3 separate regions of the Mus musculus genome follow, and all the other regions are linked to region 1. The links are chromatin loops, found by intact Hi-C in ENCODE. Cell type or tissue: heart. All regions are shown on one strand. Each heading gives the region's core, and the rest is flanking DNA. Links, peaks and the distances in the headings are about the cores only.

Region 1 (10,577 bases), core at 1,506-9,505:
AGTCTCTCTAAGCAGCAGTGCCCTCAGACAAATGGACAGCAAGCCTCTGCATAGGTAGCATGGCTGGAAGGCTGGCGGTTTCATCTCTCTAACAGGGCAGGCAGACCATCAGGTCAGTGTCTCAGAGTCCCTTCTGATGAATAAGCAAACTGCTCTAGTTGGATCTGGGCTCATATTGCAGCATCAGCATCTCTGGACACGTTAGAAAAGAGTTTCATTTACTCACAGTAGATGCAGCTTTTGCCAAGGGGTTGGATCGGCACATAGATGTGTGTTTGGCTGGGGAGGGGCAGGGGCAGGTGGTCACTTTAGTTCAGTGAACAAATACCCAACAAAATGTGGAGTTTTGGGTCCTGCGTATCATAACTGATGTGTTTATCCCCCGAAAAAAATGGCACTAATTTGACATTCTAGGGTCATTTACAGGACATCAAACAACCAGTTTTAGAAAAAAAAATGAGCAATAAACAGATAGGTGCCTTAGCTTCTTTTTGTAAAGAGAAGGAGTCCAGCCCTCTAACCAAGTTTGCTCAATTTCTTTGTAGAGCAGATATTTTCTCGTAGCTGGCCTGACAGTCTAAAGAATTCCTCCTTTGGGCTGGAGAGATGGCTCAGCGGTTAAGAGCACTGACTGCTTTTCCAGAGGTCCTGAGTTCAATCCCCAGCAACCACATGGTGGCTCACAACCATCTGTAATGGGATCTGATGTCCTCTTCTGCTGTGTCTGAAGACAGTGACGGTGTACTCATATACATAATAAATAAATAAGAAGCATCTATGGTGCTAGCTTCCCCACAGCAGGATGGGAGGCTGAGACAGGAAAATCCCGGAAGCCTCGGGCCTCACATATGCAACAATGAGCAAGAGATGTTGACTCAAACAAACTGGGAAGTGAGACCCAATATCTGAGGTTGTCCTCTGATGTCCTGTGTGCCCCATGGCATGTGATCATGCTCACACGTAAACATGCACACACACACACACACACACACACACACACACACACACACACACACAAGATCATAAGAATCACATTTATCTTTGAATAGAAGCCAAAGATCCTTTTCTATACCAACCATCTTGTCAAAGATCATTGTCAAAAAGCTGTATGGATTGCAAAGTGCAAAAGAAACAAAGGGAGATTCTCTTCCAATTGTCCTGAAGGGGCGTCTCGGGGTGTCAGCTGCCAGGAAAGGTCAAGTGATAGACCGTGAAGGTGACTTCTCTTATCCTCTGCCTTCTTTTCAGACTTCCCTCTATCCACTCCCTAAACAAAATTGGAGGTCCAGAGGAGGTACCTCATTTCTCAAGACATACAGGCAGTTCATTCAACCTAATTGTTAAATGCAGTTAATGTATAGCACAAGATGTATGTCTTCCTGTAGTAGCTACGAGAACTTAAACAGCTTAGTAAGACCTACTCGATACCTAAGTGCAATTTATGACCTCCGGGAGATGCTAGGACGTTTAGCCACCACTCATTTGCCAGGTGGTCAAAATCAGATCCAGCCCCAAAGTCTATAGATTACATGTCAGATCCACATCCCCATGCCATAGGTCACTCTAATGGAGGGGCAGGGATGGGATATCCACACAGGCTTTCCTTTCAGCACTTGTGTGCGTGCAGGGCCTTACTCATTGACACTGGACAGCCACAAACAGCTGCTCCCCTTCCCACAGCCCTCCAGCATTCTCTTCTGCTGCAATAAGTCACGTGACTTCTTTTCCAGGGTATGCACTGATTTGCAATTAGCAGGCCTTTTTTTTTCCCCCTGCTGACTGGCTTTGAATTTATTAAACAGTGAACTCCCCAGAGCACTTTAGTTTTTGCTGTTGTTGGTGGTAATGATTTTAACAGCACCTAGTCTTTATGTGTTCCACTGTACCCAAGCAACACAGTTTCAGTAAGCTCGGATCTCCTCCTTTCGGTGGGTAAAAGTGTCACTGAGCATTCGGGGAGGACAGGACATCTTCACAGAGAACATCTCCCTCCTTCTGTGATGGGAAGGGGTGGGTGACTCGTGATTTTTCACAGGATGCTGCCAGTCTGATGGGAGTGGTCAGGATAGACTCGTAGGAAAAGATGATACTTGAGCCTGGTGTCTAAGGAGGAGCTAGGGAGGTGTATGCCAGAGGTAAGAAAGCTATACTAGGTCTGTAAAAAGAAAGGTGGGGAGGGAAAGAAGTGGGGGTGATTAGGTCTTGTTTTGACTGTGAGAACAATTTTCTTTGCCTTTAAACTAATGTTAGGAAGATTCACATGCAAGATCTCACTCATATGCAAAATCTAGAAAAATTTCAACTTTTAGAATCAGAGAGTAAGAAGGGGGGTCCAGGGCCAGAGTTTGAGGTGATGTTGCTCAAAGGACTCAACATTGCAGTTAGGGGAACTGAGTTTGAGGTATCTGTGCAATGCAGGCACGTTAGTTGCTAACGAGTATTGCATTCTTTCTATTTTTTGCCTGCACGTGTGTCGATGCACCATGGAGGCCAGAAAGGGGTTGGCAGAGTTGTTGGCACACCTGGGCCCAGAGTTACTGACAGTTTGTGAGCGGCCATGTAGGTGCTGGGAATCAAACGCAGCCAATGCTCTTACTTGCGGAGCCATCTCTCTAGGTCTAGCATACTAATTATCTTGAATTAGTCATTCCAAAACATATACACATATGATCAAATCATGTGTGCCATAAAAACATATGGTTTATTTATTTGTCAATTCGAGCAACAATTTGAAATAAACTTTTCTTTTTCCATTTATGGGTGTTTTGCCTACATGTATGTATGTATGTATGTATGTATGTATGTATGTATACTGCATACATGCAGTGCCTAACAAGGCCAGAAGGGGGCATTGTGTCCCCTGTAAGTGGGATTACAGTTGTGAGCTGCCATGTGGGTTCCAGGAGTCAAACCCTGGTTCTCTCAGAGGGCAGACAATGCTCCCAACTGCTAAGCCATCTCTCCAGACACTTAAATAAATTTTTATTGTTAAAGTAAATTTATTAAGAGGAGGGAGGGGAGAGGAGGAGCAAAGAGAGAGTGCGAGCGCGCACATTAGCATATATGTCCCACAATGCACATGGAGAGGTCAGAGAATATCTTGAGGGAGTCACTTTTCTCCTTCCACCATGTAATTCCTGGGTAATAAACACAGGTCATCGAGTTTGGGGACAAGGACCTTACCTGCTGAGCCACGTTGTCAGCCCGATTTTAAAAATAACCTTTGTAGGAGTGAGAAAGGGCTGCAGAAGATGAGCAAGAGCATCAGGCCTCTTCGCAGCATCTGCTTTTTATCCCTGTCCATCTCAACAGCTTAAAACTTAAAAATCTGTTAACTTTAGCCAGCCGCGGCAGTGCACGCCTTTAACCCTAGCACATGGGAGGCAGGGACAGGCAGATCTCTTGATTTTTAAGTAAATCTTAATTTGGGTTGTTTCCTTTAATTAATTTTCATTGGAGGAGCAGCAAAGTTATCCTGTGAACACTAAAATCAGAAAAAATCAATGGAGGCCTGACAGGAAGGCCACCCTCTCCTCGCATCTGTCCCCCTCAGCCTCCTCCAGGTCGTAGAGGCACTGCCTGGCCTAGGGGCTGGATCAGAAGTCTGGAAATCACCTGTGGTCGCCCTTACCCTGTGTCTAGTTCAATTCTATGAGCTATCATTCAGTTCTGTGGCTTGCACTTTGTATGCACTCTGGGATCCATCAACGTACTCTCTCCTCCCAAACCCACTTCTCGGTGGCCACTTTAAAATGATTATCTTTGTGTGTGTGTGTGTGTGTGTGTGTGTATTGTAGTGTATATATGTGAACTTGTTTGTAGTGTGTACCTGGTGAACACATGGGCACACACTTGTGGTGGACAGAGGTTGGCATCAAATGTCTCCTTCAATCTCTATCCACAGGGCCTGAACTTGGAGCTTGCCAATCCTGGCCAGGGAGCCCCAAAGATCTGCTATCTATCTCTGCCTCCCCAGTGCTGAGACTACAGATGTGTGCTCACCTTTTTACCCACCCAACCCTGAGACAACCTCTAGGCTCTTAGACAAAACAAATGAGTGTGTGTTTCATGGAGATTGGAGACAGGTGGAGGAGGAGGGAGGAAGACAGGATTGATTGTATTGAGGGCAAGCTAAGGGGACACCTTCTTATTGTTCTGCTATTAGACTCCTTTGGAAGACAGGAACTACACTGAAGTTCCCATCTGAGATGCTTTGTGCCCAGTAGGCTCTCAGGAATCCCAGCTGGGGACCATGCATGTGGGCCGTCAGATGCCCACCATGTCAGTTACAGAGGCTCTCACGTGTGTCCACACCCTGGGACACCTTTGGAATGTTGGTTCTCTGAATAACCCCCGTCATTCACACCCTACAGCCGCACTCAATCTGTCCCAGTCCCCGTGGCCCCTCACCCTTTGCTTGCTTTCAGATCTGGCAGAAACAAAGCCCCAAATACATGACCAACTGGCATACGATGAGTGATTAGCCCCCTGTCTGGAAAAGGCTGGGGTGAGGGCCTTTCTGTGCTAAGTGCAGTAACCCTAGCCCTCACCCAGTAGTAATTCTAGATGGTGGTAGCCGGGGCTGGGCATAGATGGGCAGTGTGAACAGCCAGCCTGAGGAGGGAGGTGCTCAGCCCACGTGGGAGGACCATCATCTCCTCCCAGGCAGTTGGAAGCATCAAATTAAGGCTAAGTGGAGGTAAATTAGATGTGCTGGGACAGCTGCCATGAGGATAAGTGGGTCTGGATACTAAGGGAAGGTTCTCCACAGGGGAGGGGAGGCAGGCCTTGCGGCCCTGTGGTCTCCCTGCTGTTCCTCACCTGAAGCAAGATAGCAAATTGTCTTGGGCAGAAGTTCCCCAGCTTGGCTGTGGGTGAGTAAATTGGACCCACCTGAACCTCACGCTCCTTGTGAATACAGTGAGATCTTAGTACCTACCTCGCAGGACCTTCAGTGAGCCAAGGGGTGACGGGATGACTGGCTCCCAGGAGGCTTTCTGTAATGTCCGTGGACTCTACGGGCTCCACACCTACCAAAAGCACATTCCTACCTCAGAAGTCCAAGGTGCTGGAGAAATTCGGTCAGCTACCGGATGTTTGTGGTTTTTACACTGTGACTAGTGAGTATGTGCACAGGCGAGGTCAGAACCTTAATGCAGGGCTGTTGGTAACTCAGAGGCCACCAGCTAACATCCAGTGACATAGCCATTGCTACTGGGAGGCTTCAGGCCATGATGTCTTCCGTTAGCATTGAAATAAGCATGGTAAGGTATTAGGTTGTTTTTCATTGGGGGGGAAATGTGACTCACTTATAAGTCAGTGAGAAACAGGTCCTCTCATGAAAATCCGTGGTGTGTTCACCGACCATGGTGGTTTGCATTTAGGCCCCTGTCTTGTGTGTCGGAAAGAAGGCTCCCCTGGGTCCTACCCTTTTTACCTTTTCAGAGGGTGATCACCACTCAGAGGTTCCACCGTGCTGAGGAAATGGAGGGAGCAAGGTTTCTTTAACATTGATGGCAAAGTAGTTTCTAATTTTAACGTTTAACTGGTTAAATATATTTAATTATATATAATTATTTATATTTAATTGTTATAGGTAACATTAAATTGCTTATATATTGTGGGAAATGTTGCATTTTAGGCTTGGAGGAATATATATAATCTTAGGTTTGTTAATTTGTTTATTTTGAAAGGAGAAACGTATTTTGATTCATAGTCTCAAACGCTCCCTCCGTAACTAGCTGTTTCCCTTGCTCTTTAGCCTATAGCAAGGGCAATATTATGGCAAAGGAACGCTTCTCCCTTCAGAGCAGTCAGGGATCAGAGAAAGAGGCAACCTTGAGTTAAGCAGCACTCTCTGAGGCGCAGGCAGCGTTTTCTAACAAGGCAAAGGAGGAAGGGCTGCGTGGATAGACAGACCCTCACCACCCTGCAGGATCAAAGGCTCCCAGAGAGAAACAGTGTAGACACAGAAAGGACAGACACTGCCTACACCCGAGCATCTCCAGTGCGGCCTCCAGACACCAATCAAGAGAGGGGTTAATGTAGGCTCCAGCAGACGCCAAATACTAACTACATGTGGCTTAGTGTTCCATACCTGCCCCACCTGACAGTGTTGGGCAGAACATGCTGAGGTATGGAAGCACTAAAAAAAGTTGATGTTCCCCCTGTGTTCCAGGAAGTACCACCAGCATGCAAATTTCCACAGAAAATCGAGAGAGAGAGAGAGAGAGAGAGAGAGAGAGAGAGAGAGAGAGAGAGAGAGAGAGAGAGCACTTCGAAGTCCTCTCCATTCCCACTCAAGATGAGTTAAAGCTGAGTCACTGCCCTTGGGTGGCGTCAGTGTTACAGAAAGTGACCACCAGGGGGCACACATTCACCACTAGAAAGCCTTGGGCACTGTTTCCCGTCCAGAAAACAAGCCAAGATGGAAGCCTCCTGCTGGCTGGGGAGGAACACAGGCTCTTCAGAAAGAAACACAAGGTTCTCCTTTGTATGCTTTACATCTAAAAGTTATTGTTGTTTCAAATATTGACGAAGGCTGCTGTGGGGAAGCAGGATTTGCCCATTTCTTTGATCTAACCCAGAGTGGCTGCCCATATCCCAAGCTGTATTCTCTGATTGCCTGTCTCAGTGTCCCAGATTCTCACTTGGTAAGCCTAAGGCCATTTAAGTCAACGGTTTCAGACTATACTCCTAAAATGTAGAGGAAGAAAGAACGAGAGAAAAAAAGACAGACAGACAGACTAAAGCTGCTTTCTGTGAGGAACTAATGCATGTTTTACCTTCTCAACCTCTGACTGACTGATGATGTTGGCCAAATCCCTGGCTGGCGTTTCAGATTTCCAGGGCTCCCTGCTCTTCACTTCCGGCTGCTGACATGGCTACAGTCCTGGTGTGGGCAGCAATCATGGTGAGGATCCTGTTAAAGCTGAAGATGGGGCTATCTCACACCAGTCAAGGGGTGTGTGTGGCAGATTAGGGAGGGTGAAAGCTGAGGCAGAGTGATTGCTGCAAGTTCAAGGCCAGTTTTGTCTAAATAAGTGAGACCAGGGGCTGGAGAGATCACATAGCAGTTAAGAGCACTGCTAACCAAGCAGGAGCATCTGAGTTCTAATCCCCAGGACCACAAATGAGTAGAGTCTGATCACATACAACATACATACATATATATATACACATATACACACATATATACATATACACACATATACACGCATATATACACATATTTCTTATACACAGACATGCACATATACATACACACATACACTATACACACATATACACACACACATATATATACATACATTCACATATACACACATACACATATACACACATATATACATATACACACATATTCACTTACACACAGACATGCACATATACACTATACACACCTACACACATACACACATATATATATATATACACATACATACACATATACACATAGATATACACATATACATACACTGATACACATGAATACATACACATTCATACACATACACACCACAAACACATACACAGACATACATATACATACATACCACATATACACACGCCACATACATATACACACATACATACACATTACAGACACCACATACACACACACACACACACACATACTAATTAATTAATTGGTTAAAAACAAACGTACCTCTTTAGTAAGTTAAACAAACAAATAATGAGGTCCTGTCTCAAAAGGAAGGTATGCAGAGACTGGGGTGCTCACGCTTAATACATTGTTGGTGGGACTGTAAAAAGATACAGCTACTAAGTTAACCAGTATGACGGATCCTTAAAAAGCTGAACTTAGAAATACCACGTGGCCCTGAAAATGTAGGTGTGCCATATTGCCAAAAGAGTCGAAAGCGGAGACTCAAGCAAATGTGTACACATATAACGTCATTACAACATCATTCAAAACAAGCAGGAGCAGGCCGATGCCCATCAAAGCATTAACAAGCCAAGCAAAGGGCAGTTATGTGCCCACGGTGGCAAATTACCCAGCCCTAAGGAGTAGAAACCCAAAACACATACTACAATGTACAGGAGCACCGAGAACACTTTGCTAAGTGATATAAAGCAGGCTGGGAGTGGCAAATCAGTTCCACTTTCCTGAGATACCTGGAATGGACATCGTCATTGCCAACGGCTGCAGACAGAGGACCCTGGGAAAGCACTGTTGCAAAGCCACAGTCTCAGTAACGTGACAGTGATGGCTGGTGACACAACATCAATGTGCCTAAAACCACTGAATTGTGCACTCGGAAATAATTTACGTGGTAACACTTTATATTACGTATGTTTTGCAAAAATGAGAAACAGAGTACTCCTGGGTCCTACAACACTGGCTCCACGGGTTCAGGAGAAAGCACAGGAATTCTCAATTTTTAGCCCTGTTATTTTTATTTTATCTCATGTGTATGGGTGTCTTGCCTGCATGTATGTCATAAAGAACAATTATATGATGGGCCAGGACGGGTTGGTACCCATGGGTAGAAGGGGAGGGGACAATGGGGAAGGAGTGGGAGGGTGGGACTGGGAGGAGAAGGGAGAGCTTCCATCAGGATACAAAGTGAAGAAAGGGAAGGAGGGAGAGAGAGAGAGAGAGAGAGAGAGAGAGAGAGAGAGGGAGAGGGAGGGAGGGAGGGAGGGAGGGAGAGGCAGGCATAATATACGGGTGTCCCTTCCCATTCAGAACAGCAGCAGCAATAAAACAAAAAGGTAGAGGGGCTGGAGTGTTGGCTTGATATGCAAACATGAAACTCACACCCACATGAAAACTGGGCGTGGCCAAGCATGCTTGTAACCCTAGCCCTGGGGATGGAGACTTTTATCCTCTGCCTCCTAGGGTTATAGGTAGGTGTGAGCCATCATGCCCAGATTTTAAACCAGGGCTGGGAATTGAACCCAAGGCTTCCTGTATGATACTTAAGCAGTCTACCAACTGAGCCACATTGCTGGCTCTAATCACTCAGATTATAATATAAGGATATCGAGTGGGTAGTATTTTCATGGTTTTTGTTGTTGTTTTTCGAGGCAGGGTTTCTCTGTATAGCCCTGGCTGTCCTAGAACACTTGAACTCAGAAATCGGCCTGCTTCTGCCTCCCAAATGCTGGGATTAAAGGCATGTGCCACCACTGCCCAGTCAAGTGGGCAGTTTTAATTTTTTGTTTTTTGTTCTGTGTGTGTTGTGTGTCTTCTTTTGCTCTTCTTATTCTTTTTTTTTTTTTTTTAAAGATTTATTTATTTATTATATGTAAGTACACTGTAGCTGTCTTCAGACACTCCAGAAGAGGGTCTCAGGTCTCATTACAGATGGTTGTGAGCCACCATGTGGTTGCTGGGATTTGAACTCTGGACCTTCGTAAGAACAGTCGGGTGCTCTTACCCACTGAGCCATCTCACCAGCCCTGCTCTTCTTATTCTTTTGAGGCAGTTTGATCTTTGCTATCAGCATATCTTATTTCTTCTTCTTCTTCTTCTTCTTCTTCTTCTTCTTCTTCTTCTTCTTCTTCTTCTTCTTCTTCTTCTTCTTCTCCTTCTCCTCCTTCTCCTTCTCCTTCTCCTTCTCCTTCTCCTTCTCCTTCTCCTTCTCCTTCTCCTTCTCCTTCTCCTTCTCCTTCTCCTTCTCCTTCTCCTTCTTCTTCTTCTTCTTCTTCTTCTTCTTCTTCTTCTTCTTCTTCTTCTTCTTCTCCTCCTCCTCCTCCTCCTCCTCCTCCTCTTCCTCCTCCTCCCCCCTCCCCCAACCCTTCCTCCCCCCTTCTTTCTTCTCTTCTCTTCCTCAGTCTCCTTCTTCTTGCTTTTTCTTTGCACACAACTACTTAACAAACCTCAACCAACAAAAACCAACAGCAACCAATCACCCAACCACCCATCAGCCCCAACCCTACCTCACGGGGACCCTGGCATTTATATACCCTCTGGAAAGTTCCCAGAACTGTCTGCCACTGAAAAACACCTGCTAGAGCACCAGGCAAATCCTAGTCAACTGCTGTGGACAATCTGAAGCAGCCCCGTACTGCTTATAGCTGAGATTATAATGAAAACATCCTTATAATATTTCTGTATTTTTTTTAAGAGACCAAGATGTTAAAATTGTCACTACAGATGGAGGTGAATTTCAAAGGGCTGGGTCAGTGGTAGAGCACTTGCCTAGCATGCAGAGGCCTCAGAGGCCTTCCTCAGCATCAACATCCAAAAGCAAGATAGTAAAAGCACAACATTAAAGCAAGAACAGGGGCTTTGCACATATGGAGGATTCTCAACCACAAGGCTTACATTTTCTGTCAGAAGAATTGGACCTGAGTTTGGTTCTCAGCAGACACATCAGGCAGCTCACAACTACCTTTAACTCCAGCTGCAGGGGATCTGGCCTATACACACACACGCACACACACACACATGCACTTAGAATAAAAAAAAAAACTTTAAAAATTTTTAACTTGTTTACAGATAGAACCATGACATTAACATAAATTTTAATTTTAAAAGATAGAAAAAATAAGTTTCTATCGGCCTTTGATAAACCAGCCTGCCTACACCTTGGGCTTGAGAGCCA
Region 2 (10,577 bases), core at 1,093-9,092, 130 kb before region 1:
ACAATCAGCTGGTTCCCTTTCTGCGTCTCTCACTATACTTTCCAGCCACCAGGACCTTGAGCAAAATAAACCTCTTTTCTATATAAAGTCCAAGGCTCAGATGTTTCGCTACAGCAACCCAGAACAGGTTCATTCAGGTTCTTCCAAGTACACTACAAAGTCTATAGCAAATCAAAGTGAATTGTGGGATTGTCCACCGCTGTGGTCAGCAAGTAAATGGTCTATTCATTGTCTTCCTGCTGCTGGGCTTGACACAGATTGGGTAGGACTCCCACTTCATGACCTCAGGCCTCAGGGTGGGCATCCCAGAGCATCCCTTAGAGCTTGTCTGCCTAGGAAAGCTGGCTGCATGGGTGGAGTGTCTGCAGCTCTCCTGAGTCTCTGTCCACTTCCTTCCAGATCACACGACAACAGTACCAGAACGCACTCACGGCCTGCCACATGGACAGCTCACCCCAGTCCCCGGATATGGAAGCCTTCACTGATGGGGACTCCACCAAGGCCCCCACCACCCGGGGCACACCCCAGACTCCAAAGGACGACCCGGTCCTCACCCTCCTGAGCAACAGGACCAGCTTGCCATGTGAGTCAGTCTGGTGGATGAGTTGGGCTGTTCTGTGATTTAAAAAACCAAACCAGCTCTACATTTCTCCTCCACTTCTGCCTAGCAGGCATTTTGTGCCTCACAGAGCCCAAGGTCTCCTCCCAGGCACAGAGGTAACCTACTCACTGTCCTCCATAGGCAGCCGCTCGGATGGTCTGAGAAGCCCAGGCGAGGTTGTGTACCTGAGGATGGAGGAGATGGCCTTCCCCCAAGAAGAGATGCCCAACTTTGAGGAGCACAGGTCACAGCAAGTCTCGCTGTCCCCTGTCGCAGTTCCTACAACAGCAGGTCAGGGCTGGGTCCAGAGCAGAAAGGGAGATCATCACTCTGGCAAACAGGGCTTGGGGAAGCCCTGGGTCTCCAGCTCCTGTCTGTCTATCTTTGTCTGTCTGTCTCTCTCTCTGTCTCTCTCTCTCTGTCTCTCTCATACACACACAAACACACACACACACACAAAAGAGGGCAGGGTCAGCATTTACCAAGCACCTATCATGTATTGGGCCCATCCAATTCATCTTTCCAGGAAAACTTGGGCAATGATAGGAGCATTTTCTGCCTGGATTCAGACCCTAACCCTCCAGTTCAGGATTTTTTTGTTTTGTTTTTGTTTTTTTAAGATAAGGTATCTTGTAATCTGGGCTGGCCACAAGCTTACTTTGTACAGAGAACCACCTTGAGCTTCCAAGCCTCCTGCGCCCGCCTTCCCTGGGCAGGTTACAGGCATGGACCACCACAGTGTACCACCACAGTACACCACAGTACCACAGCCTAAGGTTCAGTTTCCTTAGTAGGTAAGTTTCCTTGAGTAAGTGAATAAGTATAGATGATGTAGTTATCTCACAAGGCAGTTTCAAGTGGCATAGCGTCTATATCGGGCACATCAGTGTATAGTATCCCGCTCCATAAATATTAGAACTACCCCACAATAAGAAGACTGACATCAGCCCTTAACCCCACTGGTAGGGCCTTCCCCTTCCTCTGGGCCACAGTGCAGGCCACAGTCTCGGGGGGTGTCAGGGAGTACCCCTGCATTCTCAGGTCACTTCACATGAGACACAGTGCACTTCTGTCTTGACAGCAGAGTTGCTCAAAACTCCCTGTGTCCCAATAGCAGTGAGACTCCCAAGTGTTTGACACTCTATATACCTACCTACCAGGCCAGAAGTTCCTCAACCCGGTATTTCAGGTCTGGCCTCTTCCACACCAAGTATACAAAGCAAAGAAGTGGAAAGACTCCTAAGGTAGTAAGATCAGAGAGGAAACGTGTGGAACCCGGAAGACTGGGGCATAGAATTCCCAGGATTTGGGAAATGGCTCACCCGCACACCCAAAGACCATGGTAGATGCGGCCTCCACGTCAGGGCTGCTGGTGCAGGTCAGTTTCCAACACACACCCTGCCTCCCTGGGTCAGAGCTCAGTTGGTGGGAGGCTTGAATCCTTTCTGGGCTCTAAGATTCTAAGACGACACAGGTGTGCACCCTGTTATGACAGTGCTCAATGTCTGGCACAGACACTAAGTAGGGACACTTAGGATCTTCCTCCCTCTCCTGCCAGAGGGTATCTGCAGAGGTGTCATTATTCTGACTTTTGAGTAGACTGTTGGGTTACAGGTCCTGTTGTCTGTTCCCTTTGTGGCAGTAAAATGTCACTTGCCAACTAATAAACAACACCTTTCAGGAGTCTGTCTACCTGTCTCTGTCTCTGTCTCTGTCTGTCTGTCTCTCTCTCTCTCTCACACTGTCACTCACAGAGAGGTCCCACCCTTTTACCCTGTCACTCACAGAGAGGTCCCACCCTTTTACCCTGTCACTCACAGAGAGGCCCCACCCTTTCACCTTGTCACTCACAGAGAGGCCCCACCCTTTCACCTTGTCACTCACAGAGAGTCCCACCCTTTTACCCTGTCACTCACAGAGAGGTCCCACCCTTTTACCCTGTCACTCACAGAGAGGTCCCACCCTTTTACCCTGTCTCTCACAGAGAGGTCCCACCCCTGGACCCTGTCTGTCACTCTCAGAAAGGCATCCCTCAGAACCTCCCTGATGACATTTAGGTTGGAGACCTGAGTCTGCTCTCCCTTCAGCTTCGGATCCTGAATGCTGTAATATCCACCTGGATCCAGAGGCCAGCCCCTGCAGCAGCGACTCTGAGGAAAACATGGGCAAGAAGCTGCTGAGAACCTTGAGTGAGTATCCCTCTCCCAGACCAAAGCTCCTCACCAAGTAGTTGGGAAAGCAAGTGAGGCCTGTCCTCCCGGGGGGAGGGGGTGGGGTGAGGCTTGCATACTCTTACCACAGCTCTGGAAATCCACAGCAGGGCCTGAGCCAGCGCCACACCTGTGATACTGCTCAAATCTGTCCCATCGCACTGGTGATCTCCTAGGACAGGAGTCTTACAGACATGTCTTAAAGTCAAATTCTGACTAGTCATGTGATTTTTTTATAGTAGGGACCTTTGGACCATAGGTCCGTTTGTCATATGTAGTCACAGTGGTAAGACTGAACGATTGTGACAGAGACCTTAGAGCCTGTAAAACCTATAATATTTACTGTATAGTCCTTTGGGAAAAAAACTGTGTCCAGGAGACTCCAAGAAAGGAAAGCAAAGGGCTGGACCATGTCTCTGTGGGTGAGGGTGCTTGCTGCCGGGCCTGAGGGCCTGAGTTCGAGCCCAGGACCCACGTGGTGAGAGGAGAGAATGACACCGTGGCACCCACACGACAACACACATCCATACACACATGTGCAAATGCGCACACATGAAATAAATATTCTTTAAGGAGGGGAAGGAGAGCATCCTCCTCCTGAGACAGAGGTCAACAGCTGAGAAAGCAGGATGAAAATGCTCCTGAAAACCCCCAAAGTCCGCCTTCGAGGGCATTATCCAATCAGCATCACCTGGCCCAGGGTAGGCGGGAGATGCCCTGAACCAGGGCCCTGGGGAAGTCCTGAACCCAGCTGTGGCCCATGGGACACGAAAGACTGGGAGACTAGTACTGTGTGGTGTCTGGCAGTCAGTTGAGCTGGGGCCTTCCAGGGAAAAGAGAGATGGCTTTTGGGGGACTACCTCAATCCCTTCTGTGCACCCTCTACTATACGCTAGTGCCAGGGGGACTGAGCCTTTTCAGAAATGCTCCTCTTTTGGGAAAGTGCTTCAAGGTGTAAAGGTGCAGACATCCGCACCATGGTTCCATTGCATGAGTTCCAAGGCAGGGCTATGTCTCCCCTCCTGCGTCTGTGAGGACAGAAGAGTCCTCAGGCTGCTGACAGTGCGTGAACGTCCCCCGTCCCCCCCCCCCATCCCCCCATGGATGCTGACAACCTGTTTTTCAGGTGGCCGGAAAAGAAAGAAGTCCGCAGACGGGGAGCGAGCCTCCGAGGAAAACTCCAATTTAACGCCCCTGATCACATGACCAGGTCTTCCCTCATTGGCTGAGTGTGAGACTCTGAGGCTTTGGGGGAAGACCCACCCTCCCGTCACTCGCCACCCCCAAGGCCTCCCATCAGTGACAGAACATTCGGCCCTTCACCCTTCACCCCTCAGTCAGTCTGGCACGTTTTATCAGTTGCCTCCAGTCTGACACAGAAGGAGACGCCTGTAATGGAAGACGCTAGAAATGGTTTTGTCTGTAGCATAGTCTAAGAACTGGCCAGGGCCGACGCAAAGCTGAGAATGCCATTCTGAGGCTCCCAATAATAATCTTTGTTCTTTGGTGTCCCTGGGCCACAGGAGACCCATGTCCTGGAATTCACCATTCTTTCTTCCAGGACAAAATAATGCTTTCTACCATAGTTCATGCTTAGCATTCGCTCAGACAGTGATGCGGGCAGAGAGGTGTACTGGAGTCTAGAGGAGCCGGTGTGAAAATCAGCTCCAGGGATGGACAGATGGACAAGGATTGTTCCCTGTTAGTGTGTGGATTCTCCCCACAGCCTGGGGAAGGGCAGTTCGGCTGCAGTGAAGAAAGAGAGAGGAAGCCCTGAGTCCCTGTATCTCCCAGAGACGTCAGTTTGGGCTTCCCGAGTCTATAAGCTTGCTTCAGAAGAGGAGGTTCAGGGGACACAGAGACCAAGTTGTGAGCCAGATACAGAACTTCAGGTTTTAAGTGAAAATAAAAGCAGGAAAAAAAAAAAAAAACAACTTACATGAAAAATTGTAAGTTGTTAAAATTTGTGTAGCCATGATAAACCAAAGAGTGCCCAGGTCGGCCAGGACGGATGTGCCGTGCTGTCACGGGACTTCACTGTGCTTGACACAGGAATGTTGAACGCTCATTTTTCTTTTTCACATACCCCCTCCTCAGGCCTCTTTACTACATCCCTTGCTGGTCAGCTAAGTATTCCAAAAACCTACCAGATCCAGGGGTTTTAGCCCTGGATGTTGGGGCAGATGCAATTCTAATCATAACCACAAGATGGCAGAGTGACCATGCATATCTACTCCTACGAATCATGTAGGTGTTGGGAAACACAACCAGCCCAAGGGAAAATTTCAAAGTCAAGTTTGAGTTTCTGATTCGTTTCCCACCCCATCCTTGCACACCTCCAGTCAGTGCCCAGAGATCCAGTGCTGCCTGCTGAATCTCCAACTATTCCCTAGCTGCCTCCCCCAACCTCCACTCCCACCCCACCCCCATTCAGTCACGGGGAAATACTTGCCCACAGGAACTTTTAACTCAGGGGTTGTTGACCTGGGGCCATTACCCCATGGGGGTCCATAGTTTGACTCCAGTGGGCTAAAGAGCCCTTAAAATTGTCGGAAGTGTTTTTGTGTGTTTTTCAGAAGCTTGAAGCTTTCTTAATATTCTCAAAGTTCCCAGATCCAGGAAGGCTTTTTAACTGTTTTGAATAATGGAACTTTCAGCCCGATGTTTCTGCAATGCAGAGTGAATTCTGGGATGCTTGAGAAGAGTGTTTGATTATAAAGTGGTGAAGCATTCTTGTCAATGGGGGAAGGTTGGGACCCACCAAGACAGGGTCCTTAGAAATCCCTGGCACACCACGCAGTAGGGTCACAACCTACATCCCATATAACTTTTGCCCACTGTCTACCAAACCCACAGTAGGTATTGCCAAGAGGGCCGTAGCCCATGGGAGGGAAGTTTGGAGCCAGAGATGCCTCTTCTGTGTATGTCATGGACTTCACATGCCCCTTGTTTAGCCTGGCTGCCCTGAGGCTCAGCCATGCATGTGTTCTAGCTAAGTCCACAGCCACCTCTCCCAACCTGCTCCTGCCTGCTCAGAATACAGTGCCAGCCCTTAGTGCTGGTGTCGCAGACCTAGGCCAGTAAGTGATGATGAGTTTGGAACAAGATCTCACAAGGGAGCCCTGCTAGGTAAAGTTCCCTCTCATTAGTCCTTTGGCCACCAGGCTCAGGCCACTACTGTTGTATTAACTCCACCCTCTGCAGACCCTCTAAGGGACCTGTCACCATTCCTTTCCCTAGCTCCCAAGCCCCACCCCCCCCCTCCGATTTTCTTCAGGTTAAAATACATTTTAAAAAAAGATTTTAAAATAAAGTATTTATGAAAACTCAATAAATTGTAAATAATTTTTAAATAAAATAAAAATGTGTTTTCCTGGACTAGCTGCTTTGCTTGCCCATGGGATTCTGGAGTTTGAAAATGGTTTCATTTGAGATGCGTGTCAGACAATGCACAGGTGTCAACATCTCACCTGTGTGGCCCACCTGCCTGCAGGGCACTAACTACCCTTGAGGCAGGTGCGAGGCTGAGGTAAGGTTACAGCAAAGTTCGGGTACTTCAGGTAGACTTTGCTTTGGGAAGTCAGGTGAGTCGGATTTTTATAGGAATGAACGGCAGAAGAGGGAAGTAAACCTAAGACTGGATGTAAGTGGAGACAAGGGGGTATTAAGAGGATACTGAGAAGGGCCAGTGGCTGCTGAACCCATGTGACCATGAGAAAAGACCAGGATGTTGGAGGCCAGACCCTACACCCCTGAGACTCTGCTGGCTTTCTCGGACCTTCTGGAACATCAAGATGGCCCCATTCCAGTGGTTCCTACGCAAAGGCTAGAGGCAGGAACAAGAAAGCAGTGGGCCAGAGGTTCCGTGTGCAGTTAGCTGGCTCCAGAAGGCGGACCAGCCAGGCAGCTTGCAAGCAGTGTAACAAGACCATTAGAGGGTTATGCTGGAACAATACAGGATTCTTCTCTGGAGACCCAATCGGGGCTATTCTTTCCTTAATACGCTAAAGGCTGTTTTCTCTGGGCTACACTTAGCAGGTGGTGTAATAAAGGCTGCTTAACTCATTTCTCAAAACTGCCTCTCAAAGGCGCTGATGCCTTTGGACAACTTGATTGAAGTTTTGGCAAGTTGGAGTTTTCTGTTTGCCCACCTCTGAAGTCTACCATGCACCCACATCTGAGAGCTCTTGCAGTGTCCCCCAAACATCCACAGAACCCCAGACACAGTACAGGACACGCTAACCAATTTGTCCCACTTCATCTTTTTTTTTTTTCTTTAAAATACTAAAAACTTTTTTAGCATGTTGGTACTGGCATTGAGACTTAAAGTTGTTTCCTTAATTTAAATAGTTTTGGCACTCCCCCTAGAAGAAAAATTAGAAATTTTTCTAATAAATAAATTTTTATAAAATAAATTTAAAAATAAAAAACTAGAAGAAAAATTCTCTTTCCCTAACAAGAAAAGTATGCCCTAGTAAGAGTTTACTGGGGAGCCAGTCAGTGGTGGCGCACACCTTTAATCCCAGCACGGGAGGCAGAGGCAGGCAGATTTCTGAGTTTAAGGCCAGCCTGGTTTACAGAGTGAGTTCCAGGACAGTCAGGGATACACAGAGAGACCCTGTCTCAAAAAAAAAAAAAAAAAAAAAAAAGGTGGGGGGTGGTTACTGGGTAGGACATTTTGGAGGGCCACATTGATCAAAATTGTTTTTTAAGATTTATTTATGTGTATGCCTTAGCATATGTAGGTACCCCTGGAAGCCAGAAGAGGGCGTCAGATCCCCTTGATCTGGAATTCCGGGCAGTTGTGGTTTCATGTGGGTGCTAGAAACAGAACCCCAGTCCTCTGCAAGAGCAACAAGCAATGCTCTTTTGCTCACAACAACCAAGTCTGTCCCCATCAGAGGTACTGGAGTCTGATGGCTTAAGCCACCCCTAGGGAGAATGCAAGAAACTCTTCCAGGGAAGGCAGCATCCTAGAGCTGAAAGAACAAACCTCAATAAAGGATACAAATGGAAACAAGCTGCAAGCTAACGTCTAATAACCTTTACCTCGTCCACACCCAGCAGCCTGGGGCACCTACAGAGAGTCAGCCCAGCCAGATGGTAGGATCTGCAAGGGCGGAGGGCTTTGCAAAGGAAAGCCAGACCAGGGATAACCACCGTTCCTCTCCGAAGGCAGGAAGCCAGACTGTTTCAGTACCAACAGACTGATTCAAAGAAAGGAATGAGGAATGACGGCAGAATGACAGCAACAGTCCAAATTCTGGCTCAAGGTCAAAGGTCTTTTTTTAAACTAAAAGGCCCTACTAACAGAACAGGGTGTCTTGGTAAGCTTGGAAAGAATTCCGTACCACACCCAGAGGAAAGGGGGTGAGTCAGAGACAACAGGAAGCAAGCAGACTGTTTCACTGCGGTAGCCAGGCTAGACCTGGTGACTTCTGGAGCCGACCATCTTTAAAAATCGTGGGATTTTTATACCTCAAGGGAGTCCTGGGAAATTCTGAAAAGCTACTCTTAAATATTTTGAAAAGTGGTTACTCTGTTGCTTAAAGTAAGGCATAGCCCTACCAATTTTTCCAGACCCACCCTTTTCCCAGAGTTCAGGGACTCTGGAACTTGTGATGTTTAAGCAGCTGTAATGTTTTCAATACACTAGGGACATAGCAGCTCCAGCGGTGACGGAAAGAGCTGGTATTCTAGAATCCCTCTAAATGATATCATCCTAGTTTCTTAAGAAAATGGCTGGTGTCTGAACGATAAACCTACAAAAGCAACATGGACTTACAGCCTGGATCCTACTTGAACTTCCAGTTTCATGAACACATTTTGTTTTTTCCTTTACCTTTGCCATCAGTGAACCCCTCTAAAGACTTCATTCTAAACTGTGGGTGGCAACTCATGAATGGATCACAAACTCCATTTCACTTGTCTTGATCAGCAGTTTTATTTTTTAAATAAAACAGAACAGACTAAGAAAATATCACAATGTGCCACATATCACAAGAGCAAATACCGTTTAGTGGAACTTTCATTTCAGTCAAATACGTAAATCCATTTGTATGTCATGATATAAATATTGGCCACAGTTGCCTTAAAAAAACTAATGTTCCAGACCAGGGACACAACCGTGCGGGGAGATCAGGGTGACGAGAGACAGAGATGGGTGGCGATGATGAGTTTTAATGCCCCAGCCAACACCCACAGTCACATCCGGCTCCTCAGACCAACTTGATCTTTGAGACTAGACTTTTGTACAGTCAGGCAACACGCAGAAGCCCAAGGCTCCGTGGGCATCACTCCTGCAGAATGCTAGAGAGGAAGGCAAGGTGATTACATCTCATAGCCAAAGTTCTTTTTATTCTTAAATAACTTTAATCTACTCTGGTTTCCAACAGGCTCTAACCCCAGAGCCCCCGGGGCTCATTTCAAGAAACGTCTTCTCATGTGGGGGGTCAGCTAAACAGCAGCTGCTTCCCCTCGGTCATCTCTAATAAAGGACGTGTACAGCTAGGTACAGCTAGGTTTGCGCAGGCAGGAAAGGTGTGACAAGAACTGCTTTGGTGGCGTGAACTACGAGGTGTTTCTTCACTGGATTTTGGTGACGGCTTCATGGATGGAGGTAGCGACGTAATCTAGGTTCTTGGTGGTCAAGCCGCACATGTTGATCCGACCACTCGGCAGGAGATAGATATGCTTCTCGTTGACCAAATACTCGACCTGCTTGGCTGTAGAGAAGACAGGAGGGCAAGACACTGACTTAAGCAGTGGACACTCAGAGATCACCATCTTCCTTCTTCCTCCTTAACTCAGACTGGTGCAATCAACCAACAGGAAACTACTCACTAGATCCTGGAAAGATTTCTCAGTAATTCATGTTCAATTTTCAGGACGTTGACAATATGACTACAGCAGAGGGGCAGCTTTGAAGCCGGGATGACCTCCCAGCCAGACCTTGCACGTTAGATACCCCTCTCAACTGAGAGCAGCCATCAGACACAAGGGAAGTACCCTGATCGGGAAACCCTGATAGGTGCTCGACACCGGCTTTGGGGCTCCAGTCCTGAGCATCCAACAACCTCCAGTGAGCCTTTCATCTCAGAGTACATTTGACAGGAGCCCATCACAATGTACAGATAACCGGCATGTAAGTGAACCAACAGGCTCTGTGACCCTGTGACCCAGACCCCGTGACCTAGGGACCACCACATTCTAGCCTCTGGACCACTCATCCTTCAGCCTCCTAGGATGCATCAGGGATTCCATGGTTGCAGGAAAAAACCCCACACGTGAAAGCAGAAGGGGACAGAGGCCTGCATGTCCTCATCACTACAGTGATTTTGTTTCTCTGCAAAACTGTGATAGAACTCTAGCATATTTTTTGCTTAATTAGCCCATTAAAAATGAAGTAGAACAATAAAATCACACAAACTAGTGGGCAAGTGTGACATGCTAGGCAGTGTGCTATGCGCTTCAGTATTCTTGGTGATAACCTATCATGCCCATTTCACAGATGGGGCATAGGAAAAGTTCAACGCTCTCCTCTGCCTCCCGAGTGCTGAACGAAAGGCTGTGTACCACCATACCTGGCTCTGTACGTTTTCTTAAGGAAATGGGGGGAAGAGAAAAAAATAGAACAAACTCTATCATTAAAAAAAAAAAAATCAATGAATGAAGCTGGGCGGTGGTGGTGCATACCTTTAATCCCAGCACTTGGGAGGCAGAGGTAGGCAGATCTCTGAGTCTGAGGCCAGCCTGGTCTACAGAGT
Region 3 (10,577 bases), core at 1,550-9,549, 130 kb after region 1:
AATTCAGATTTTACTGTATATTTGACTTGTTAGCATGGTAGGACCGACCTTTGCTTTCTGAGAGGTGACTATAAAGAATCCTTATAATGACCTTATTAAGGAACTTCACGTCAACTATAACGACCAGATGTTTATCTCATAAATAAGAGGTGAAACTAGGGGTTTAGTGAGAAATATATAAACTCAAGTTATTGGAGTTCAAAAGAAGTAGATAAAAGTTTCTACTTTGGGAGGAAAAAAAAAAAACGTGGAAATGTGACTTGGTATGGTCCTTGGAAAAGTTTAGCATTCGAAGATTAAACTAGAAGGGTTTTGTCAACTGAGATAGTATAATCATTGGCAAAAATGGAGACTGAAGGGAATGAGTCATAAAGAGGAAACCCTGTATCTTAATGGGTTTGAATGCTTAGTATGAGAGCCTTTATGTAAGTTATCTCAGTGTTCAGTACCCTGAGGTAGGAACTGAAGCCCACTCTTGTTTTATAGAAAATGTAAGTAACTTGTCTGGGATCACACAGGGAATAAAGTAGTGGGACCAGGGTTTGAAATCCAATTCTCGTTTTTTATAACGCCTGGCATTGAGAAACACTCTGAGAGTCTGAGCTGGGATACACGGGGATGAGGTCTCTGTGTTAGGGAGATTAGTGTCCCATTTACTGTGTAGTAAAGATGGTTTCAGTTTGGTTTCTTATGTGTGTGTCTGTATATCTATTTCATGGTCTAGAGATGTCAATTTTAATGAATGACATTTTACCACATAGATGGGCCTTAGTGCATCAATTTATTATTCTATTGCACATGTGAATTCAGGCAGCAAAATTATGAAGTATTTATGGGAGATTTGTATTAATTGCTAGTTCCTTCAAGAATGTCTGTTCATATATTTTAGGAGCAGGAAATGGATTTCTTATGGAAGTGTGTGTAGATTCGGTGGAGTCCGCTGTGAATGCAGAAAGAGGAGGTAAGGAAAACTAGATGATACATGATGGCTGGCAACCTTTTGAGAGTCTGAAAATGAATCCTATGAACTGACCTCAAAAGCTTTGCACGTGGGAGGCTACAGCAGAAGTGCCACTATGAGTTCCATGTGAGTTATTGAGACTCCATTAAAAAAATTTAAAAAGCCTTGTCATCTCTCCAATAGCAACAGTCCTTTCAGAAACAACTAACTAGAAAACCTACTGAAGAGCTTGGTGTGGTGGTGCGTGCTTACAGTCCCAGCATGGTCTAATCTGTCTAATCTCCCCATTCCCCAAGCAGGCCACATTTCAAGTCAAGTGTCTATAATCCTGCTAACTCATTAACATGATTATTTTATTGCACTTGACACAAATTTAAAAGTTTGAAAGAGTTTAAAGATCTCTTAGGGGTCTGAGCATAAGAGTTTAGTTTGGCTCCCAGTTTGAAGCACTGAAGGCATGGCAGCAGAGCGTGGTGAGACAGCTGTGTCTGTGTCTTACATTGTGTCTGTAGTCAGGAAACAGAAATGGATGCTGGTGCTCAGTTGGCTTCCTCTCTGTTTTTGGTTTGGAACTCCAGCCTATGAAATAGTGCTACCCACATACAATGTGAATCTTTACTTCTCAGTGAAACTTCTCTGGAAACTCCCTCAAAGATGCACTCAAGAGATGTGTCTACTAGGGGAATCCTAGTCTAGTCAAATATGTGTTTTAATCTATCATAGTTATTTTATTTATTGGTGCTTATAATGTCCTATCTTTGGCTTGTGAGAGCCTTGTTGCTGAGACCTTTTAATACAATCCCAGTAGTCTGAAAGTTCCTTCCCTATCACCATTCCCTTCATCTCAAAATTACCTTGATAGATACTCCAAAGTAACTGGTTTGCTTTTTAAAGCTCTGAGGAATGAGGAATGTTTTGAAACCTTGATGTTACTTTCTACTCTTTTCTCCTAATACTGCCTTTATTCCCTGTCCACAGCAACTCTTTAATATTTTTAAAATTAATTTATTATTATTATTATTATTATTTTGGTTTTTCAAGACAGGGTTTCTCTCTATAGCCCTGGCTGTCCTGGAACTCACTCTGTAGACCAGGCTGGCCTTGAACTCAGAAATCTGCCTGCCTCTGCCTCCCAAGTGCTAGGATTAAAGGCGTGTACCATAACTGCCCGGCTTACTTTTTATTCTTTAATCCCTTTCTACAGTCTAGACTTCATCCCCCTCCCAGTCTCCCCCCCATCCCATCCCTCCTCCCCTCCCCCTCTCCTGTCTCCAAGAGTATGTCCCCACCCCTACCCCACTAGACCTCCCCGCTCCCTGGGGCCTCAAATCTCTTGAGGGTTAGGTACATCTTCTTTCACTGAGGCTAGACCAGGAAGTCCTCTTCTGTATATGTGTTGGGGGCCTCATATCAACTGTTGTATGCTGCCTGGTTGGTGGCTCAGTGTCTGAGAGATCTCTGAGGTCCAGGTCAGTTGAGACTGCTGGTCTTCCCCTGGAGCCACCTCCTCCTCAGCTTCTTCCAGCTTTTCTCCAATTCAACCACAGGGGTCCCCAGCTTCTGTCCATTTGTTGGATGCTAGTATATGCATCTGACTCTTTCAGCTGCTTGTTGGGTCTCTCAAAGGGATACCATGCTAGGCTCCTGCCTATAAACACACCATAGCATCAGTAATAGTGTCAGGCCTTGGATCCTTCCCTTGAGATGGATCCCAATTTGGCCCTGTCGCTGGACCTTCTTTCTCTCATGCTCTTCTCCATTTTTGTCCCTGCAGTTCCTTCAGACAGGAACAATTCTGTGTCAGAGCTTTTGACTGTGGTGGCAACCCCATCCCTCCACTTAATGCCCTATCTTAACGCTGGAGGAATTTGTAGAGTCCACCTCTAGTACTCTAAGTTCCCCCTCCCCACTGTAGAGCACTTCATCCAAGGTCCCTCCCTTTGAGTCCTGAGAGTCTTTCACCTCCCAGGTCTCCAGTACTTTCTAGAGGGTCCTAGCTCCCAAAGTTACCTGTTTCCATTCTTTGTGCTGGCCCTCAGGGCTTCAGTCCTGTCTTCCCCTGACCTCCCCCACCCATACCTGATCATGTTCCCCTCTTCCTGTCCCTTTCCCCTTTCCCACCCAGGTCTCTCTCTTTTTCTGCCCCACCCCCACCCCCCCACCCCCCGCAACTGCTTTCTTCTCCTTGCCAACTGGGATTGAGGCATCCTCACTTGGGTCCTTCAGCTTAACCTTTTTGAGTCCTGTGGGATGTGTGCTGGGTGTTCTGTACTTTTTTTGCTAATATCCATTTATTAGTGAGTACATAGCATGCATGTCCTTTTGGGTCTGAGTTACCTCACTCAGGATATTTTCTAGTTCCATCCCTTTCCCAGAAAAACTCATGATGTCCTCATTCTTAATAGCTGAGTAGTATTTCATTGTGTAAATGAACCATATTTTCTGTATCCATTCTTCCATTGTGGGACATCTGGGTTGTTTCCAGCTTCTGGCTATCTCAAATAAGGCCCCTGTAAACATAACATGTGCCCCTGTGGCATGGTGGGGCATCTTTTGGGTGTATGCCCAAGAGTGGTATAGCTGAATCATCAGGTAGATCTATTTCCAATTTTCTGAGGAACCTCCAGATTGATTTCCAGAGTGGTTGTACCAGTGTGCAGTCCCACTAGCAATGGAGAGATGCAAATTTTAAGAGAACTGGCTTAACTTTTTTTTTTAGATTATTTTATTTATTATATGTAAGTACACTGTAGCTGTCTTCAGACACTCCAGAAGAGGGAGTCAGATCTTGTTACAGATGGTTGTGAGCCACCATGTGGTTGCTGGGATCTGAACTCAGGACCTTTGGAAGAGCAGTTGGGTGCTCTTACCTGCTGAGCCACCTCACCAGCCGAGAACTGGCTTAACTTGAATTAACTCTTAATTTGGCCATCAGTAACACAATGACTGTTGTAGCATACAGTCGAGGTTTAAGTTCTCACATTCTTCTCATATTTAAATAAACCATTTGTTTTAAAAAAAGTGTGTTTCTCACAGGTGCTGGTCGGATTGAACTGTGCTCTGGTCTACTGGAGGGAGGAACCACACCCAGTATGGGTAAGTATCTCCCCCACCACCACCACCAAGTTTCTCATACACAGCTTGGGACAACTGATAATTTATATGTTATGTTAAGTATATGATGAGTATGATACGGATTAGAAATGCTTATGGTTGTAAATAACATCATCAAAAGATTTATTTATTTATTTATTTATTTATTTATTTCGGTTTTCAAGACAGGGTTTCTCTGTGTAGCCCTGGCTGTCCTGGAACTCACTCTGCAGACCAGGCCGGCCTCGAACTCAGAAATCCGCCTACCTCTGCCTCTCAAGTGCTGTGATTAAAGGCGTACACCACCATTGCCCATCAAAAGTTTTAATCAAACATATTTTTGTCCTCAAACATCAAAAAAAAAAATTGAAAGTTAGTTTTTGTTGTATCAACTGACAAGTGTGTTCAAGTTCATTGTCTTCAGCCTTTCTTCCTTGCTCTTTGTCTGCCATTGACTTTCCTTCACCTTCTACCATAAACACTTCTTTTTCTCGTTGGCCTGCACTGCATCTGACATTGCTTGGTCCCAGAGACTTCCGTCACGCAAGAAGAAAATGAAGCAAAGACAGATACACATACTCAGACATACAGAGAGGCTGGGCTGGGCTGGGCTGGGCTGGGCTGGGCTGGGCTGGGCTGGATTCCACTCACTGTGATGGAGTGGTACCACCTGTGCAGCAACCTGGAGCCTCAGCACCGGTGGAGGAGTTATCTAGTCCCAGAGTGAGGTCTTAGTCCTTGGCTGCAGTCGCTAGTGTTGGCACACACTGGCTAGATCAGAGGCATGGTTTGCCATGCCCCAGGCAGAGGGAGTTTTTCACGGTTGCCGTGGGTCTGATACAGTTCACTCAGGGCCTCATCCATTCTTTACGCATTCACTCAGGCTTTCCTCCATTCTCCACAGGCCGCCTTCCCTTTAGATCATCATTCTCCAGTTTCTTCTCTCAACTCTTTTTCCCTTGGAAATTATACATAAGAATAACCATATATGACCAATAATATCTTAATAACTTCCCCAGACATTTTATCTCAGAGTTGAACTTTAGTCTGCTTCTGTTCTTAAAGGTGTTCTTCAAGTAGTAAAACAGAGTGTTCAGATCCCAGTGTTTGTGATGATCCGCCCACGCGGAGGCGACTTCTTATACTCCGACCGTGAAGTTGAGGTGATGAAGGCTGACATTCGCCTTGCCAAGCTTTATGGTGCCGATGGTTTGGTGTTTGGGGCATTGACTGAAGATGGACACATTGACAAAGAGCTATGCTTGTCTCTTGTAGGTAAGACTTTATATCTGAGGTGTAAAACACATACACACACAAACACATGCACACACGTTCCTGATACAGAAAAAAAATCTCAAAATTGATTTTTTCAGTCATACCTTCAGTCATATTTAACCTAACCTTCTTGAAAAGAAGTTGTTTAGGTGGTTTTCTGGTAAAGTGTACATGTGGCAAAGCCATCTCAACACTCCTTTGTGCCGTAGATGAAATACTACTCGTACAGAGTTTAAGAGAAACTTATATTGATTATATTAACCACTGCACCAAAGCTTAAGAAGTTATTGTAGTGATGAGGGGATAGGACAGATGCAAACTACCTACATTACGAGGCCAAAGTTCTTCTTGAAGATGCTCAGAGCGGTAATAGATGTAATGTTGCCTTTATGGTTTGTGTAAGTTTTGTCTGGTGGCCCTAAGGTGTAGATAGCTATATTTTATATAAAGTCAGAGCTGAGTGGAAAGATAGGGCTTAAGAGTTTATAAAGCTGCCACCGCTGCCATTTTGTTGTTATTTTAGTTCACTGTCTTAGCAGAAGATAGTATAGAAGTTTTAGCCCGAAAGGAGAATTCTGCATTTAGTAATCAGCCTCTTCGTGTTGTTGGATGACTTTCTTCTCTTTCAGCTCTTTGCCGCCCTCTGCCGGTCACTTTCCACAGAGGTGAGTTACTTCTAGTCTGTAGATTTGTTAAATGGTGTCAAATTTTACCAGATGGCACAACCTTTCTAATGAACACTGTTCTATGATGTTTCAGTGATACTAGTTAGTATCTTAGTTCTTGGGAAGAAAAATGATAGACGTAGAGATGGTGTGCAGTGTCTAGGAAACATAAAAGCCCCATCGTGAAGTCTTGTTAAGGAGGCAGTGGGAGCATGCACCCAAGAAGAAAGTAAGCATCGCCGGAAGGGCGTGTGTCCAACAGTCCTGAGGTTCATTTCTTAGTGATTGTCTTAGATCCTACACAGCCCTCGATGGAATAAACCTCCATGGCCACTGAAATGAAATGTACTGCCTGGCTTATGCCGGACAAAACCACTCGGAGATCTAGCAGGGAGGTCATCTTTATCAAATAGACTCTTTGTGGGAGAAGAAGCAGATATGAGAAAAGACCCGACGTTTTTATGAAGAGATCGATGCTAACAGTGGTAGTTCTGATGTGCTTTGGCTAAATCTTACTAAGCCTTGGCAAAGTGGAGGGACGAGTGACACTTGTGTTTAGAAGGCTCTACCATTGCTCATGAGAAGAAAGAAATCTTTAGTCAAAACATTGATATACTCGAGAAAGTGTTCAATGTTTTTATTCTTTTAAATAGACTTAGAGTGAATTGCCAACATATGTCTCCATTTATTGAAATTAAGATAAAATATTTGTTACCTTTTGAAATGTATGACACTACCAGAAACTATTGTCTTGATTTGTTATTATCAATGCTTCTTATAAAATGGCAATAACTAAAAGATGTCAGCATCTTGAGGCCAGGCACACCAAAAAATTTTCAAAAATGAAAAACATTTTTAAATTAAAGAACATTATCTGAACAAAATAGTTTAAATTTTGTTATGCTTAGTTTTTTAAGATTTATACATTTATGTGTATGAGTGCTCTGTCTGCATTTACATCTGTATACCAGAAGAGGGCATCAGATTCCATCATAGATGGTGATGAGCCACCATGTAGTTGGCTGGGAATTGAACTCAGGACCTCTAGAACAGCAGCTAGTGCTCTTAACTGCTGAGCCAGCACATTTTCTTGTTTAAGCTTCCTGGGCCACTTTCCTAGTGTGCTGAAGAGAGGAGTCCTTGAAAACCTCTTGCCCCATCCTCCTGAGTATTGCAGTTACAAGCTTGTGCCCCCATGCCTGATTTGAGAGGGGACATATCATAGTAATGTAATTGAAACCTCATGTAGTCTGTTGGAAACAGCCAGCCTTACACTGTGGTCTTGCATATATCAGGTAAATGATTAAGTACAAACTATTACTCAGTAAATGTGGTTGTGAGGCTGGGTTTCTCCCAAGACAGGTGAGCATAATGACTCATCTTATACAGTGCAGTGTGTCTGGAGTCTTTTCCAGATGTCACCATTAGCCTGCCACATAAACAGCTTGTCTAAATGCTACCTGTATACATTAATACTTCTTTACAATACATTTTTAAGTAAGTTTATTTCAAAGAGAAATGTTTATGATTACTGACAGTTTAAAACCTGTCACTTCTTATCTGCATCTAAGTAAATACACCTATTGAAATATGTGCTGATAAAACAACCATGTATAATTACCACTGGCGTGTAGACTTCTATAATGGCCAACTCTGACTCTTAGAAAATAAAGAGAACCCTTAAGAATAAATAAATAAATAAATAAATAAACGAACAAATAAACCAAAAAGCTCTTAAAGCAGGCATGGTGACACACGTCCTTAATCCTGGAGCCCTAAATTAGGTAGAGGCAGATGGATCTCTGAGTTTGAGGCCAGGCTGGTCTACATAGTGAGCTCCAGGCTAATTATAGCTACATGTGACACCCTGACTCAAAAAGAAAAGAAAGGAGAAACTCTGATTTGTAGCATTTTCTGCTTTCTGTGGTTTAAGTGCTTTTCCTTGACTAATTTCACATGCCAGCCTGACCTAAAAAATTATGAATATCTCATAATTGTCTATTGTTAGCCAATATAAATCTAGCATATTATTATTGTAATATATTTTATAAAAGTGTGTTTTATATAAACATACATATTCTACATTTTGGAAACTATTGAATTAGATGATGTTTCTGTTCAAATTCAAATCAGTTTTACTTATTTTAGCCTTTGATATGGTTCATGATCCAATGGCAGCTCTGGAGACCCTCCTAACCTTAGGATTTGAACGCGTCCTGACCAGTGGATGCGACAGCTCAGCACTGGAAGGACTGCCTCTAATAAAGCAACTCATAGACCAGGTACAGCCCCTTTTTCTTTACTTCTTAAGATGGTTGTGGTTGTAGCCGGGTGTGGTGGCGCACGCCTTTAATCCCAGCACTCGGGAGGCAGAGGCAGGCGGATTTCTGAGTTCGAGGCCAGCCTGGTCTACAAAGTGAGTTCCAGGATAGCCAGAGCTATACAGAGAAACCCTGTCTTGGAAAAAAAAAAAAAAGATGGTTGTGGTTATACTAGACTATCTGTTATCCAACTAGCTTATAAAAATTAGTATTACTAACTATGATTGTGGAAGAAAAGCAGAGCCAATGATACACTTATATAATTTTTATTTATTGATTTATTGCATGAGTGTTTTAAATAACCAAGGCACTTCAGATCAAGTTATAGACAGCAAATCTTACCTTTTCTCTGTCATTAGTATTGTCTAGTTTTACAGCACATCTGTTTATTGTCAACCCAAGCATATGCAGGGAAACCCCTGTAAAATTTATAGTTGTCATCTGAACATATATCCTAAAACTTAGGTTCTTTCACATGTTTCTCACCTATCACTATAGAAGGCAATGTTGTCTCCTAATTCTCTGAGTGAACTAGATTTGTAAAGTGGTCAGAGATTGCCTTTTAAAAACAATCCTTTTACATTTGTTTGTGTGTGTTTCTGTGTGTGTGTGTATGTGAGAGAGAGAGAGAGAGAGAGAGAGAGAGAGAGAGAGAGAGAGAGAGAGAAAGCATGCACATGTGCTTGACATAGCATGTGTGTGGAGGTCAGAGGACAGTTTGCAGAATTGTTTCTCTGTTCACCATGTAGGTTTAGGAATTAAACTCAGACTGTCCGATTTAGCAGCAAATACATATTTATATGTTTGTATGTCATCTATCTTCCTTTAATACGTAAGTTCCACTCAAGTAGGAACTCACTCTTGTTCACCATGGCAAAGAGATGGATTTTTGTCTCTTGTTTAGTTCCTGAGGCATATAAAAAGCAACAGAAGAATGCATGTATGACTCTGTATATTCCTGTGTCTGTGTGTTAGCAAAGAAATGTAACTCAAGGAGATGCTTAGAATTCGGGGCTGACATGTGATTTTTATAGGAGATGCTTAGAATTCGGGGCTTACATGTGATTTTTATAGGAGATGCTTAGAATTCGGGGCTTACGTGTGATTTTTAGGTGAGGAGGACGCTTGAGAAGGGCAACTGTGGGAATAATGATGTTCTGGAATGATAAATGGACTATTGATTGAGTGGATAGGCAATATAATAATTTTATGATTTGTCCCTATCTTCCAAAATTATCAGAAATTAGATTAATTCTTATAGTCTCAGTTAATGAACTTACGGCTTTGTTTTGTTGGTATTTAGTGAGGCAAGACTTAGTGATTTCCCACCATCCCACTTCCCCCATTAATTGTAAATATACAATTATATTATATTGTCTTTTCTGCTAAAATCTTTCTTAGATGCAACTATTTTCACTCTACTAGATACCACAAACTCAAAATTTCTGTGAAATTTTTAATAAGATTTTTCTTAAGGTCACCACCTTAAATAAAATGTATTTTCCCACTTATTCTTTGTTTTTATAACACTATACTTTTTTGGCTTGGTTTAGTTTTTTAAGACAGGGTTTCTCTATGTAGCCCTAGCTGTCCTAGATAGAACTCACTCTGTTGACCAGGCTGGTCTTGAACTCAGAGATCTGCCTACCTTTGCCGCCCAAGTGTTGGGATTAAAGGTGTGAGCCAACACTACCTGGCTAACATTATACAGTTTAAAAGAAATACGATAAAAATCTTTCTGGAAAAAAATTATCATGCTGAACATCTTTTTTGCTCAATACCCTTTCTTGAGAGAGACAGAGAGAGAAAAGAGCTATTAAAAAGTTAAACAGCAGTAACTTAAATTTTTCAATATATTTATTAATCTCTGTTCAGTAAAAGATACTAAAATTTACTTTTCCCCCTCCTTTTCAGGCAAAAGGCAGGATTGTGGTAATGCCAGGTATTTATATCTCTGTTTTTTCGTATAACCCTGAAATAAAGTTTTGGAAAAGTAAATGAGTCAAGAAACCAAAGGAGAAAATGTTAGAACGTGGCACTTGGAGATAAACATATATAGGCTGATTAATGTGTTTGACGCTGAGGTGTTTGCCAGGATTTAAAAGAAGACTGTTCTAACAGATGTCGGCGCAAATGGGGACAAATAAGGAATTTCTCCACGTTTGCCTTCTCACTGGGTAGCATATGACTTTGGATGTTTGTCTCAGTGAAGCAAAGCACGCTCAGTGCTGCTGTCCCTTGACAGAGCCAAGTACAGACAAC

The links. A loop is a pair of places that touch in the nucleus more often than their neighbours do. Peaks named below come from ENCODE experiments on the same cell type or tissue, not always from the same donor. Only the 100,000 strongest peaks of a DNase experiment are listed, where the experiment ranks them.
Region 2: it touches region 1 in a loop (5-fold over the local background); 16 of 42 quality-filtered maps call a loop at or near these places.
Region 3: it touches region 1 in a loop (5-fold over the local background); 12 of 42 quality-filtered maps call a loop at or near these places.

What each region holds. Positions count from the first base shown.
Region 1 is chr19:43,624,697-43,635,273 of GRCm38, forward strand. All of the region lies in intron 1 of Gm34922 (a long non-coding RNA gene), which reads left to right. Among named protein-coding and RNA genes, the nearest start is that of Gm4311, 12 kb to the right of the region's middle. In heart, for the core only: CTCF peaks have their summits at 2,846 (motif pointing right) and 6,390 (motif pointing right); a DNase peak (open chromatin) is centred at 6,375; H3K27ac peaks cover 215 bases; H3K27me3 peaks cover 4,511 bases.
Region 2 is chr19:43,491,022-43,501,598 of GRCm38, forward strand. It overlaps Cnnm1 (cyclin M1), which reads left to right. Exons shown (of 12, transcript NM_001373992.1): 9 at 400-583; 10 at 743-892; 11 at 2,689-2,790; 12 at 3,938-6,189. The coding sequence ends at 4,017. Got1 (glutamic-oxaloacetic transaminase 1, soluble) reads right to left here. Exons shown (of 9, transcript NM_010324.2): 9 at 8,731-9,536. The coding sequence ends at 9,397. Among named protein-coding and RNA genes, the nearest start is that of Got1, 28 kb to the right of the region's middle. In heart, for the core only: CTCF peaks have their summits at 4,994 (motif pointing right) and 7,554 (motif pointing right); DNase peaks (open chromatin) are centred at 5,060, 6,610 and 8,010; H3K4me3 peaks cover 1,143 bases; H3K27me3 peaks cover 1,033 bases.
Region 3 is chr19:43,754,731-43,765,307 of GRCm38, forward strand. It overlaps Cutc (cutC copper transporter), which reads left to right. Exons shown (of 9, transcript NM_001113562.1): 2 at 890-961; 3 at 3,998-4,057; 4 at 5,120-5,329; 5 at 5,959-5,994; 6 at 8,143-8,276; 7 at 10,230-10,257. Among named protein-coding and RNA genes, the nearest start is that of Cutc, 7.0 kb to the left of the region's middle. In heart, for the core only: CTCF peaks have their summits at 5,980 (motif pointing left) and 6,930 (motif pointing right); no DNase peak of the experiment used is centred there.